2 separate regions of the Homo sapiens genome follow, and region 2 is linked to region 1. Evidence: chromatin contacts called from ENCODE Hi-C or POLR2A ChIA-PET data. All regions are on one chromosome and are shown on one strand. Each heading gives the region's core, a stretch centred on a gene start or an enhancer-like site at or near the end of the contact. The rest is flanking DNA. Distances are from core to core; before and after follow the strand shown. Region 1 has its middle 59 kb from the start of ZNF621. Region 2 overlaps ULK4 (unc-51 like kinase 4).

Region 1 (6,035 bases), core at 673-3,172:
AAAGTGGAATTGTCCCAAAACGTCTCTTGCCCAGAAGAAACACTGGGTAGCTCAAAAGAAGGCAAGCTTCATCAGAGCTTGAGAACAGGCTGCTGAGAGCTAAACCAAGAAATTTTCTATGAGAATTTTTCAGATAAAGACAATAAATTTATTGACTAAGCTGCTAAAAGAGAAAAAGAAGGAAAGAAAAGCAGACTTCTCCAGGCAATTGTTTCCTGACCCCTACTACAAACTCTTTGACTTGGAAGGGAGTTGAGCAAACCTCAAATCCACCCCAGATTGTGAAGACAAGGACAAGCGCAGATGGTGGATGGGACTCCCCAGGGTCTCCCAGGGAGTTCATGGCAGTCAGACTAGAAATGGATACCTCTTCTCCTCGTTTCTCTTCTGTTGTTCAGAACTAAAGCTTAAGCGGGTGGGGCTGAATCGTAAAGGCTTCTGTGAATGTTGGTAATAGAGGGTGAAATGATGCTGCAGGAGGGGAAGGGAAGGACAAAAGTCAGCAAAAAGCCAGGTATTGAGACAGCCATCACCTGAGGATCTGCCTCCCAATGGGCAAGTCTGCCCCTCAAAGACTATGAGGCAGTGATGATACTGACCCCTGAACTCCAGGACCCCATTGTTCTTCAAAGGAAGATGCAAGGCTGGCCCCTCCCCCAGCTGCTGAAGACCATGCTGAGGGGCCCAAGGGAAGAGGAGGCCAGTGGCTGAGCATTGTAGAGCAGTGGGTAGGGAGGGACCTTTGGTCTGCACCAACAATGTGACTGTAACGCTCACTTGCACAAGTGTGACTCAATTCATGCTCTCATGAAACTGTGCTTTAGGCATGAAGCTGGGGGCCTATTTTGAGACATCAGCTGCACAAACTTTAACCTGTGGCTTTATACTGAGAGAGGTAGTGTAGGGCTTGCAGCCTCTGGTCCCAGGAGAAGATAAAGGAGACTCGAGCAGTTGTCAGAACCTATGGTGCTCTCTCTCTCTCTCGTTACCTCTCGCTCTCTCTTGCTCTCTGTCTCCATTTGTTGCCACAGACCACCGGGCTCAGATGAGAGTCTCTCAACAGATGCAGGGAAGAGAGCAGCTGTTCACGGCAGTGGCCCTCCTAGTGCTTTGAGACTCCTCACAGCCCCACAAGGTTCCTTTGGGCCCTCTCAGAAGTCTGGCCACCCAGCATGAAAATCTCCCAAGTCAGAGCCTCAAGTTTTAAAGAAAGAAATTTACAGATGTGCAAAGAGAAAAGAAAAGGGGCTGTTTGGTCCCTAGCAGAGGACCGATTTTATTGGGAATTGTTTGACCAAGGAAACATGAACCAAACATACCACCAAGGAAAACATACTGCCAAGGAAAAATGAACCAAACATACCACCAGCACCCTAGAAACAGACTTTTTTTAATCTTCGTATCAACAAGATTTCGGCCTTCAATCATCTCAAATTAAATGGAACCTAAGCAGCAGGAGTTACTGTAGTTACGTAGGGGAAAGACAGGAGACAGGGGAAAAAAAAAGCTTTGCATCACGTGACTTTTATGCTGCAGAAACTTAATGAGAAACACACCACATTTCCAGAACCCTCTTTCTAGTCAGGGCTCCCGCTGAGATAAAAGGTCACAAGAAGAGAAGGAGGGAGAGGGAGGGAGCGCCGGCGTGGAGCAGGGAGGCACTTTTACTGCAAAGTCGGGCCCAAATTTCATACAAGCTGCTATCGGGTCTGATAGTCTAGACTGATTATCTTCTTTGAATGCCAGATGTGAAGGGCTTGTATAAAAGAACTGCAAACATTACCCATTTAAAAACAAATCGACCCAAGCTGCATTCACTGCGCAAAGGAGAACTTTCCATCCCAGACTCTGCAGAGAGAGCCAAGCAGCCGGGCCAGGAGACCTGGCCTAGGCGGTGCGTCCCGCTGCTGCCCCCTGCAGGCCATGAGCCTCAGGCTGGCCAGAAAGCAAGCCAAGTCCGGGGGCCAATGGCTCAGCCAGGCCTCTGCTCATCAGTGGAGACTTTTTCTGTCCATCCAGCTCAGGGTGGCAGGAGAATGCTCCTCTACAAGGTGCCAGGCTATAGCTGGAAGACTGAGCTGGGCCTGGGCCTCAGCGTTACACATTGTCCCGTTCAACCATTAACCCTGCAAGGTAGAGACGTCAATCCCTTTCACAGGTGAAAAATTGAGAAGTTAAGAGATTTACCCATTGGATGCAACTGGCTTATCCAGTTTTGGTATTGGACACTGGTGCTCCTTCCATGGCCCTATGTGCGGTTGGCCATCAACACCAAGATCCTCTCCTCAGGGAAGATGGAATGATAGAACTGCAGCTCCAGTACCCAAACTGGACCATACCAGCCCAGAAGACACCCGGCCCATAGGGCCAAGCTAGGAGTAGGGCGGCAGGAGGTATCTTCCCATCCCTCAAGCTGGGTGTGGTCCTGGATCAGGGGTCTTTACCCCTGCTGGGCAGTTAGGAGAGGCTTCTTGATCCCAGGCCCCTGCAGAGTACCAGGCCCTGAGCCAGGGCTCAGGAAAATTTGTAGAGCGAGAAACATCCTGATCACACTATGGCCTCTGGAATCTCCTGATGGCCCTGCATTTCTCCACCAGCCCTGGCCGCTTTGGGTTGTGTCTCCGCACACAGGGACTGACTCTGTAAACACCATGCCAACATAACCTCTGACCAGGCACTTCCCATTTGGCCGCAGCTACAACTCAGTGCCAGACACTCAGGATCAGTGACCTTCAGAGGGGGCTGGGCATGCAAGGGCCTTCCAAGTGATCTGTGTTTAATCTAGTGTGAAGGACCTCCAGCCTTGCTGCTACAGGCAAGGCCAGCGCTCATCTGGGCCCTCTGGCCTGCCTAGTCCTGGCTGTCACAGGAACGACCAGACACTCCTGAGGGCGTTTGGTTTTCTGCCAGCGTTGTTAGTTTAAGACTCTGTAGTGTACCTTTGGGTTTTCCTTCCTTTTCTGAACCCTCCTAAGTGGCCCACTTACCTCTCAAGCAAGGCAAAGCTGCTTTGCTGTCTTCCACCTCTGGAGTTTTTTTTGTTTTTTGTTTTTTGTTTTTAAGACAGAATCTCATTCTGTCACCCAGGCTGGAGTGCAGTGGCGCAACCTCAGCTCACTGCAACCTCTGCCTCCCAGGTTCAAGAGATTCTCCTGCCTCAGTCTCCCAAGTAGCTGGGATTATAGGCATGTGCCACCATGCCCAGGTAATTTTTGTATTTTTAGTAGAAACGGGGTTTCACCATATTAGTCAGGCTGGTCTTGAACTCCTGACCTGAGGTGATCCACCCGCCTCGGCCTCCCAAAGTTCTGAGATTACAGGCGTGAGCCACCGTGCCCAGCCCCACCTCTGTGATTTTGCACAAGCTGCTCCCTTGCCTGGAAAATCTTCTACCCCTTCTTCATGTGGCTGACTCGGACTTGTCAGACAACTCTTGCAACGTCCTCCCTCTCCTGCATGCCCCTGCTCTGAGCTCCCACCTCACCCCCACCTGTGTATTCCTATGACGTTTACTTCCCCAGGCAGTTGTTCACCACTGTCCTGTCTTCCCACATAGAGTCAGCTGTAACACGCTCAGCAAAGATTTGGCTGATTCCCTGATTGCTTTTCATCTGCACATGACCACCCCTGTCTTCAGGGACCCAAACTTGCTGCATTGGAAACTGGGACTTGAGACCTGTCTACAGGTCTAAATACTTGCCTTTGGGTTTGTTCTGGGAGGAGAAGTTCCCTTCTGGCCCCACTCCCTCCCCTGGGTGGCCAAGGAAAGGAGCCAACTGTATCATTCCAGTGTGATTTGGCCAGAGGTGCCGATGGGGCCCGGGGTGGGGTGACAGGCCCAAGGAGGTGTCACTGAGCTATGGATCCAGGTCCACCCTGGCTTGTCTGACCCACTAGAGCTTCCTCCTCCTGGAAGGGTTGGCAGAGGTTATTCCTGTATGTAGCTGGGAGCTACAGGAGGGCTCCTCACAGAGCTGCAGTTGCTTTTGTTTTCCCCTGGAACAGCTGCCTGGAGAATCTGGCTCAGAGAAGTTTGTCTATCATTCTTGAGTAAACCATAAGGACAGCAGAACAATGTGTCAGTCATTTACACCTCAATGAAAACAAATGAATAAGATCCAGTCTTTGAATCCCAGATCTTAGGACCAAAGGGGACCTTAACAACCAATGCTCTTTCTGTCTAGCTGGCTTCCTTCTTTTCATTCAGTGCTGGTGCTATAGCTTGATACATTTATAAAACATACCTCCTGCCCCTCCCCCTTTGCACAGCCCCCTACTATTCTCATCAATTTAGAATTTGAGCACTAACCATGAACCTTGTAAAAACAGGCATCCCTTCATGAAATTACAAAAAATGAAAAAGCCCCAGGTCCAATGCCATTTGCTCCCTGCCCAGCTCCTGGATGAAGCTCTGTGACCTGGGAGGCTCCTGAACACCCTTTGGCCCTTTGACAGAAGGGAGGGAGGGTGCATCACGAGCTTCCTTTCTGGCCCAAGGTTGGAGGTGATGACCCTCAGGCAATGAGAAGGCTGCTACCATGAAGAAAAGTGTCTTGCATTTTCTAATTCGCCATGCCCAGTGTGACTTCAACCAACAGCACCCAAATGGATCAATGACAACTATATCCTGGAGGTGTCCCTATGCTTAACAGAAGGTTAATGGTGCTTAGGAGTGGAGGGACCCCTTACTTTTTCCTCATCCCTGCAAAGGCAACACCCACCCTCCCTGCAGCAGGACACACAGAGTAGGGCTCACCCATTCTGCTCTCCCAGGTCCCCTCAATCTTCCTCCTCTCTTCTGCTCCATCCCAGAAGAGAGAAGTAGATGGGGCGTGGAGAACAGCTGGGCCCAAGCAAGGGCCTTGAGGCTGGAGGCGAATACAAAGGGAGGTGAGAACCACAGGGAGAACTACTTTTAAGCCTCCATCTGGTAACAAATGAAAATGTGGAAAGTAAGGCACATGGATTTCCATTGCAGCAACATGTCTTTGAGCAGGAGAGGCCATCTGTGGGTAGTAGTGAGGCCCCTGATTTCAAAGTTTGAAGCAACGAACCTCCATTTCAAGCCCCCTTTGCCACAAACTAGCCTGCAAGAGATATAGAAGCACCTGCCTTACAGGATATGGGAAGATTTCTGAATGACAAAATACTTAGAACCATGCCTCGCACATGAAAAATGCTGTCTAGGAGGAGGAGGAGGCATAAATAGCACAACAGAGGACTTGGCACCACAAGTGGAGCTGCAATAAGCATATAGAGCACTTCCCAGTTTGCAAAGCCCTCTTGATTCTGTTCTTACATGTGTTGCTCACAGCAGCCCTACAAGGCACAAGCTGTCCCCACATCACAACATGAAAACACTGACATTGTGAAATGACAAGAGATTTGCTAGTCATTCACATGGATTTCCCAATGGATATCAAAACAGGGCACCAGGAAAGGAGAAAAAGAGAATAGGTCTGATGAGCCCAAGCAGAATTTTGCCACAAGGAAATTTAGAAAGATGCTTCCTTGCCAGTTGGCATCATGCATGTTTTGGGGTCTTGTAGGGCCAGTGTTGTGTTTTACACATGTGGGAAAAAGGTGAGGTACCATAATCATTTCAAAGTCCAAATACAGCTGTTTGTGTACCCCCACAGATAAATGCAGGCAAAGCAAAGGTAAGAGCCCAGGCTCCTAATTCCAGCTTCCCTGATGGTTTCAGGGCACAGAGACCTCATGGAGCCAACAATGACATTCAGCCCAGGATTTGCAAATGGACCTAGGCAGATCTTAGCAGGCCTGCAAGTGGGATTGTCATCCTGCTTGTGTCCAAGGCCTCCTGCCTCCATCCTGGTTTCTGTTAGAGATGTGAGCACAGTCACCTACCCTCTGTGCTAATGCAGCCTCTGCCAAACCCTTAAACTGAGGGTTTATGCCTGCATCTGAGCTCCACCTAGTGGCAGATGTTGGGCATGGCGTCCAAGTATGCGTTTCCTTTCAGGACCACCCCCCTCCATTTAGAGTCATATAGTGTAAAATAGACACTTTTGACT
Region 2 (5,973 bases), core at 1,174-3,673, 660 kb before region 1:
AGGCATGCCCAAGTGTTTTTCTCATAGGACTGTGGCGATTAGCATGGGCACACTTCCTGGGGTTTAGTTATTAATGCCTCTCTCCCAGGTCCCCAGGCACCTTCTTGGCATCCTTCTATCCACGTGAAAGAGATCATGTTGGGCTGAGAGCCCCAAAGACAGATTTCCAGTTGCTAGCCAGGCCTCTTGAGTCCCAGCACAGAAAAAGTAGTTTTGCTTTAATTGGAAAGTTCAGGTTCCCAGACACAAACTCTCCTGAGAGATCCGCAGGAGGCTCCCTGCCCTGAACTGGCCGTCTTCTGCCCCAGCAGACTGCCTTGTCCCCTCCCCTGAGGACCACCAGTGTCCTGCCTCTTTCCCCTTGGTCAGCAACACTCTGTGGGGGAGGTTACGCATGGGGGTTACAGACAAGCCCAGGGGACACCCCCCAGTGCCTTAGGCAGCCACAGCACCATGCAGGCCTGATACTCAGGGTGCCCATCCAACAGGGCATGAGTCAGGGACGGGTCAGCTGACCACTGTCTTCTTCCTCCTGCCCTTGCAGATCACCTCCAATGAGAAGCACTTGGAGAGCCTCAAGAATGCAGGCAGCCTCCTGCGGGCTCTGGAGCGGCTGGCCCCTGGGAGTGGGTAAGTGGGACCCAGGAGGATCAGCAGTCTGCTCTAGATCAGCACACACTCTCAGCCATTCCTTTCTCCACTCCTCCCACTCATCTCCCTCCACACCAGGGACTACCACCTTCCAGCCCATCACTGTCCACTGAGATCCTTCCCAGTGTGGGAAGGGAAGCTCTGCCACTCCACACACTGGGAATCCCCAGTTATGGTGGGGAAAGTGAGGGGACAGGAATCAACAGGGGGAGAGAAAGTCTTAGTCCTGCCAGGGGAAACAATATTCCCACCTTGAGGCCCCTGAAGAGGTTGAGTGGATGACCAAGTGGGAGATGCAAGGAACCTCATGAGAAAGGCAGCCCCTGGCCTGTGCACACATGCCCCCATCAGCAGCCCAGCCAGAGGCATCCTCATCACCACCTTGTGGAGGACTCAAGGCCCAGGCAGGGCTGGGGCAAATGTGACAGCTTAGCCTGCTCTGCTGCACCAGGTTACCTTCCTCAGCCAGAAGTTCAGAGGGACCACACAGAACTGCGTATTTGACACCCGGAAGCTGACAGCATGGGGTTAGGCTAGCCTCCCAGTCCTTGGCTGTACAGTCAGTGTGTCTAGAACATCCTAGAAGTGAGTTCCACAGACCGGAGATAGGCCTATCACCCAGGAGCATGTTACATGCTGTAAAAGCAGAAGGAGCTGGCATCCCAGCCAGCCCCACAGAGACGCTGATGCTCAGTGGAACATTTCCCCACCCTGGGGAGAAGGACCCGCCTCCTATGGGGTGCCTGACCTTCACTGGACCTGGAATGCTGTCTGCCATTTCCTGGTAGATTCTGTTTTTAGAACTACATGTTTCTATGAAATCTGCTTCCTGGTGTGCTTTGGGTTTGTTATTAATTTGAAGAAAAATAAGTGGCTGAAGCATTGCTAAGAAGGTGAGTTTGCAGAGAAGGCTCAATTCCAATCAGCCTTTTGTATTTAATCCTGGATAGGTGAGAGGGGAGGATACCATCCTTTTTAGCCTAACCCTACCCCTTTTGTCTTCAGCATAAACCATAGAAGTAAGTTCGTATTCATGGTTTTCTGTGAGGTGAGGGGCAGGAGAGACTGACTTTCCTGCAAAAAGCCCCTTCACACCTTGCTGAGCCCCTGCCATGTAAGGTGTGAACAGTGACTCCCTGGACTGGCCTATAGGCCTCCTGTAAGACTATTTTGAGGAGCACATGCCATCGGATCCTGGCCTTGTGCAAAATGCCATTATAGAGCCAGCTACAGAGATTTATGCCGAGGGCAGAGAGAGAGCCACAGAGGAGTGGAGTTTGACAGACAGCTCTAGAGAGCCCCTTCGCTCTAGGCACCTGCGCTATGGGTCTCCTCATAGTAGGGACCTATAGCTGCCTTTTAGCCAAAAATAGCACATCCTCATGCTGGACCCAAATTTGGACCAAATGTGTCAAAACAAGGTTCAGTGGTCCATGAGGCTGGTGGTCTGTCCTGCACCCACACTCAGTACTCCAGCATCTAAAACGTCTACACCAGACAGATCTTGTGTTGGGCGGGGAAGTTGCTCCTGCAAAGTTCTCGTTTGGACTTTGTTCAGATTGCCTTACCAGAAAGGGTTTTCTTGTCAACCAAGAATGAGTGGATGGCATTGTTCTCAGTTCCGATGCTGCTCTGCCAGTAGTTTGTCCTTTCCAGCCTCACTGGGCCTGCTGTGTGCGGGGGCGCAGCATGGCCCCACTAGTCTAGCCTAGACTCAGCCAGGGGTGGGCCAAGTTCAAACGCATTCCTTCTGTCACACAGGGGCTTTGATGCGCAGAGCAGGAATGCATGGAACGGTCTCCTGGTCATGGCCCCATCCCACTGCCACCCACATCTTTTATGCAGGGCCCCACCCCCACCCATTTATTTGGTACCAGCTCTATTTCTGTGCAGTCAAGAGTGTGCCACGAGCTAATTTTACACTTCAAGGGTCACTGGTTTCAGTCTTTTCTTTGCTAGCAGTTGTTAAACATAGTTTTAAATGTGTCTCAAACAATTTGCTCCAGTAAAAAAGTTCCCGTTTTAAGCTCTTAATTGCACATCCACACCTATAAGAGTAAGAAAGCTCCTGGCTGATTGGCTGGAAAGGGCAATGGAGCAGGGAGGGTCAGTGTGTGGAGTGGGTCTGGGACACATAAGTCAGCTCCAGGCAGGAGCCAGGCAGGCCCACTGAAGGCCCCAGGCCTGGTAGAGTCTGGCTGCCTACCACTCACTGGCAGTGTTTCTGGCAGAGGTGGCTCAGATAGTGAGTGGTGGCTGGGGCTGGGAGCTCAGAAATAGCTCAGGGTGCTGGCATGGCCAATTCTGAACCCCACCAGGACTGTGGGCCAGGATTTCCTGCTTCTGCTTCCCAAGAGGATGCTGCAGCTGGTCCACCAGATACTCGGGTGCAAAAGAGGCTGGCCCCTTTGAAAGGGGGGAGCACTTTACCTTAGAGATGCCTATTAAGTGTACCTACTTTGGTTTTTCTTACAGTTCATTTGCCGACAGTGCGGTGGCTCCCTTGGCCCTGGAAATCCTCCAAGCCGTTGGGCACTAGGCAAGAAGGTGCTTAGCACAAGCCCGCCCTGTGGCCCCAGCCCTCGGATGCATAAGCAAGGTCAGCTCCCAGACACCTTTGCCACATCCCCTCACAGCTGTCTTTGGACCTAATAAAGTCAGCTTAACCCAGAACCTGGTGGCCCAAGTGCTCACTAACCCCAGGGCCTAGAAAACTGACTCAGAATGGACTTCCTTGGTTCCTGTGGAATGCATCTGGGAAGCCCAGGTTTGTTAGCTGTTCTCAGAAATGTTCTTTCCCTCTCTGTGTGGGCCAGGTGGGCTAAGGTTAGCACTGCCTGTGGTAATAAAGCAGTGGATGCAAAGCACAGTCCTCAGCCTGCCAGCATCTGTGAGCATCTCTCCTCTCCTCAGGGAAGAGCGGAAGGGCGGGACGAGGCAGGAATGCTCTCCCAACCGCAGCTCCAGAGCAAGCCTTTGGAAGCTAATCTCTGAGCCTCTTGTCTTCTCCCCTTTTACCTGCCTGGCTTTTGTTCATTTCGGGAGCAAACTGATTCCACGAATCCTGGGGAGGACTGGGTAAGACTCACTGACCAGCACAGATAGTGAAAAGTTTGCCTAAAGGAATGCAAAATGCTCAAGAACACTGGCTTCCTTGAAGGTTTGCCCATCTAAATGGGATGATGGCATCAGGGTAGAATCATTTCCCCCAACTTCTGCCACCTAATCCCATGTCTGCCTCATGTTCCCTCACGTATGTTTAGAACCTCCTATGTAAGAGTCAGTCAAGCCCATGGCAATATTGGGTGGATACTGTGGAAGTATGCTGGGACTGCTGTACTGGGCAGGCTTACTCTTGAATCTGGACTGGGTAGGTAGGCGTGGGCCCTGGGCAGCTCCAACCAGATGGGTAAGTTGAGGTCATGCCTTGGCCTTTCTGGGGCCTCGTTTTCCCCCATCTGCAAAATGAAAAGGCTACACTAAATCAGTGGCTGCCAACCCTTTTCCCAGCTCCAATGCTCTGGTGCTTCTTCTTAGGGGATTTGCCTTCTAACACTGCCCAGATGGATTCTGTCCCAGGCAGTGGCCATGTTGGCCCATAGATGGCCGCATCTACTGCATGTCAGGAAGCTGGTCATGCTGTCACCAACAGCCCCTCTGACACAGTAACCTGGGTAGTTTGACAGTTTATATTTGACATTACCTTTGATGCAGTTGTGCACAGAACTGTTGTTTTCATTGTAAAGCATTTCATTGCAGCCCAGCCAGAAGCATCCTCATCAGTACCTCATTACTTAATGAGGTTCTTGGGTCAGTTCTGTAAACACAGGGCAGACGTCGTCCTCGTCCCTGTGTTATAGTTCAGATATAGTTTCATTGCCTTACAATGAACACAGTTCTGTGCACAACTGCATCAAAGGGAATGTCAATTACCTTATGTAATCCCCACCACAACCTGCGAAGCAAGCCGCCTCAGTTTCATTTCATTGATGAGAAAACAGACTCAGAGGAGCCGTTTCCACTTGCTCAAGGACCCACAGCTTGGCTGAACCCAGGACTCTGACTCCATACCCTGTGTTCATCCCCTAATGGGGTGCACAAAGCTTGGGCTGTGACTAATTGGGATATGAGAGTGTGCCCTCTAAGAGTGTGACCCAGGAACAGGCAGCTTCATTTGACCTCACATGGCCTACTTAGTGCCCACGGTGAGGAGGCTTCACTATTTAAAGTCCTCCTGGGTGGTGTGCTCATCTCCAGCTGTGTGTGCCCATGTGGCCCTGGCCTGGCTGGTTTTGCCTGCACTTCTGGGATTGAGTGGGGAGTACTTGATGGAGCAGCCAGAGGCTTGGTTCTCAGCTCCAGTGGCTTTGCCTGCTGGATACAGGAACAGGCTGAGGTCTGTTTTCTTTGCCGTCTCCCTTTAGTTCTTGGGTGGGGGTAACGCCCATGGGGTTCTGGGTCTGGAGTCCTCTCAGGGTATTTCAGAGCAATGGAAGATTCTTCTTATTTCCCCTTCTCACTTGAGCAAGGAGTCGTCTTCGCTGTTTAACAGAGAACAGGAAACTCTTAATATTCCAGAGCCATTTTGTTCAGTGGGCCAGTCCTGGCCCTAGGCCCCGGTGTTGCCTGTCTGGGGAAAAGCTTATCTGGGTAAGCAAGGACAAGGAGATGATGGTCCCAAGCAGAGCCACTGCCCTGCCAAACATGTTGGGCCACTAAAGCTAGTCCATGCCAAGCCTTGTCCCTGGTGAGGCTGTGTCCTGGAGGAAAGGTGCCTATGGAAAGCAGCAGCCCAGGTCCATTTGAGTTCAGAGGTAGGGGATATGAGCAGACTGGTTGGGCAGAGGGCAGCTAACAGCAGTAACCCTTCCCTGCCCTCCCCAGGCCTGTACCTTAGTATTTGGCATGCCTAAGTGGCTCCATTCTGAGAGCAGAGCTGGCCCCCCGGGCCCCTCAGCTCTTAGGATTCTGGCAGTGGCAAAGGGCCCACACCTACTAGCCCTCTCCTTCCCTCCATCCCCAAGCTTCAGCTATCTGCTTATTAGCTACAATCCACTGGCTCTCTTCAGGGATGAATGGGTCACTGAAGTCACAGAGGTGAGAGGCAAAGGAGGTGACAAGCAATAGGGCAGAGGCGGCTCAGGTGAGTGGCTGCACACAGGTCTATTCCTCTCCCTCCACTAACAGCAAGCCCAAAGTTCTAAGACCTTGCCTTAACTTACAGCCGAGTCTGCATCCCCATTAAGCTGTCCCTCCGTGAAGCACCATTTGGGGTAACTCTGGTCACAGGTGTCCTGAAAGGTGCTGACAATCACTCATGGC

What was found. Hi-C counts contacts between places; a loop is a spot of excess contacts on that map. ChIA-PET counts read pairs that join two places held with the same protein, here RNA polymerase II (POLR2A). Pooled maps may share reads with other maps.
Region 2: a loop to region 1 is called in a map of HepG2, with 4 times the contacts of the local background. The contact joins two enhancer-like sites. A Hi-C loop is called at or near these places in 3 of 168 maps with a recorded cell type or tissue (GM12878, HepG2 and endothelial cell of umbilical vein), 4 of 37 single-sample maps with no recorded cell type and 6 of 50 pooled maps. POLR2A ChIA-PET finds 5 or more read pairs at or near these places in 1 of 52 experiments (activated naive CD4-positive, alpha-beta T cell).

The regions. Positions count from the first base shown.
Region 1 is chr3:40,580,603-40,586,637 of GRCh38, reverse strand. It overlaps the pseudogene RPL5P10. Among named protein-coding and RNA genes, the nearest start is that of ZNF621, 59 kb to the right of the region's middle. RefSeq lists an enhancer at 2,180-2,680. Within about 2 kb of position 1,922, at least 6 of the 41 ENCODE cell types and tissues checked have a DNase peak (open chromatin) inside an H3K27ac peak, as active enhancers do.
Region 2 is chr3:41,244,146-41,250,118 of GRCh38, reverse strand. ULK4 (unc-51 like kinase 4) reads left to right here. Exons shown (of 37, transcript NM_017886.4): 36 at 545-630; 37 at 3,127-3,520. The coding sequence ends at 3,190. Among named protein-coding and RNA genes, the nearest start is that of CTNNB1, 48 kb to the right of the region's middle. RefSeq lists an enhancer at 414-914. Within about 2 kb of position 2,423, at least 2 of the 41 ENCODE cell types and tissues checked have a DNase peak (open chromatin) inside an H3K27ac peak, as active enhancers do.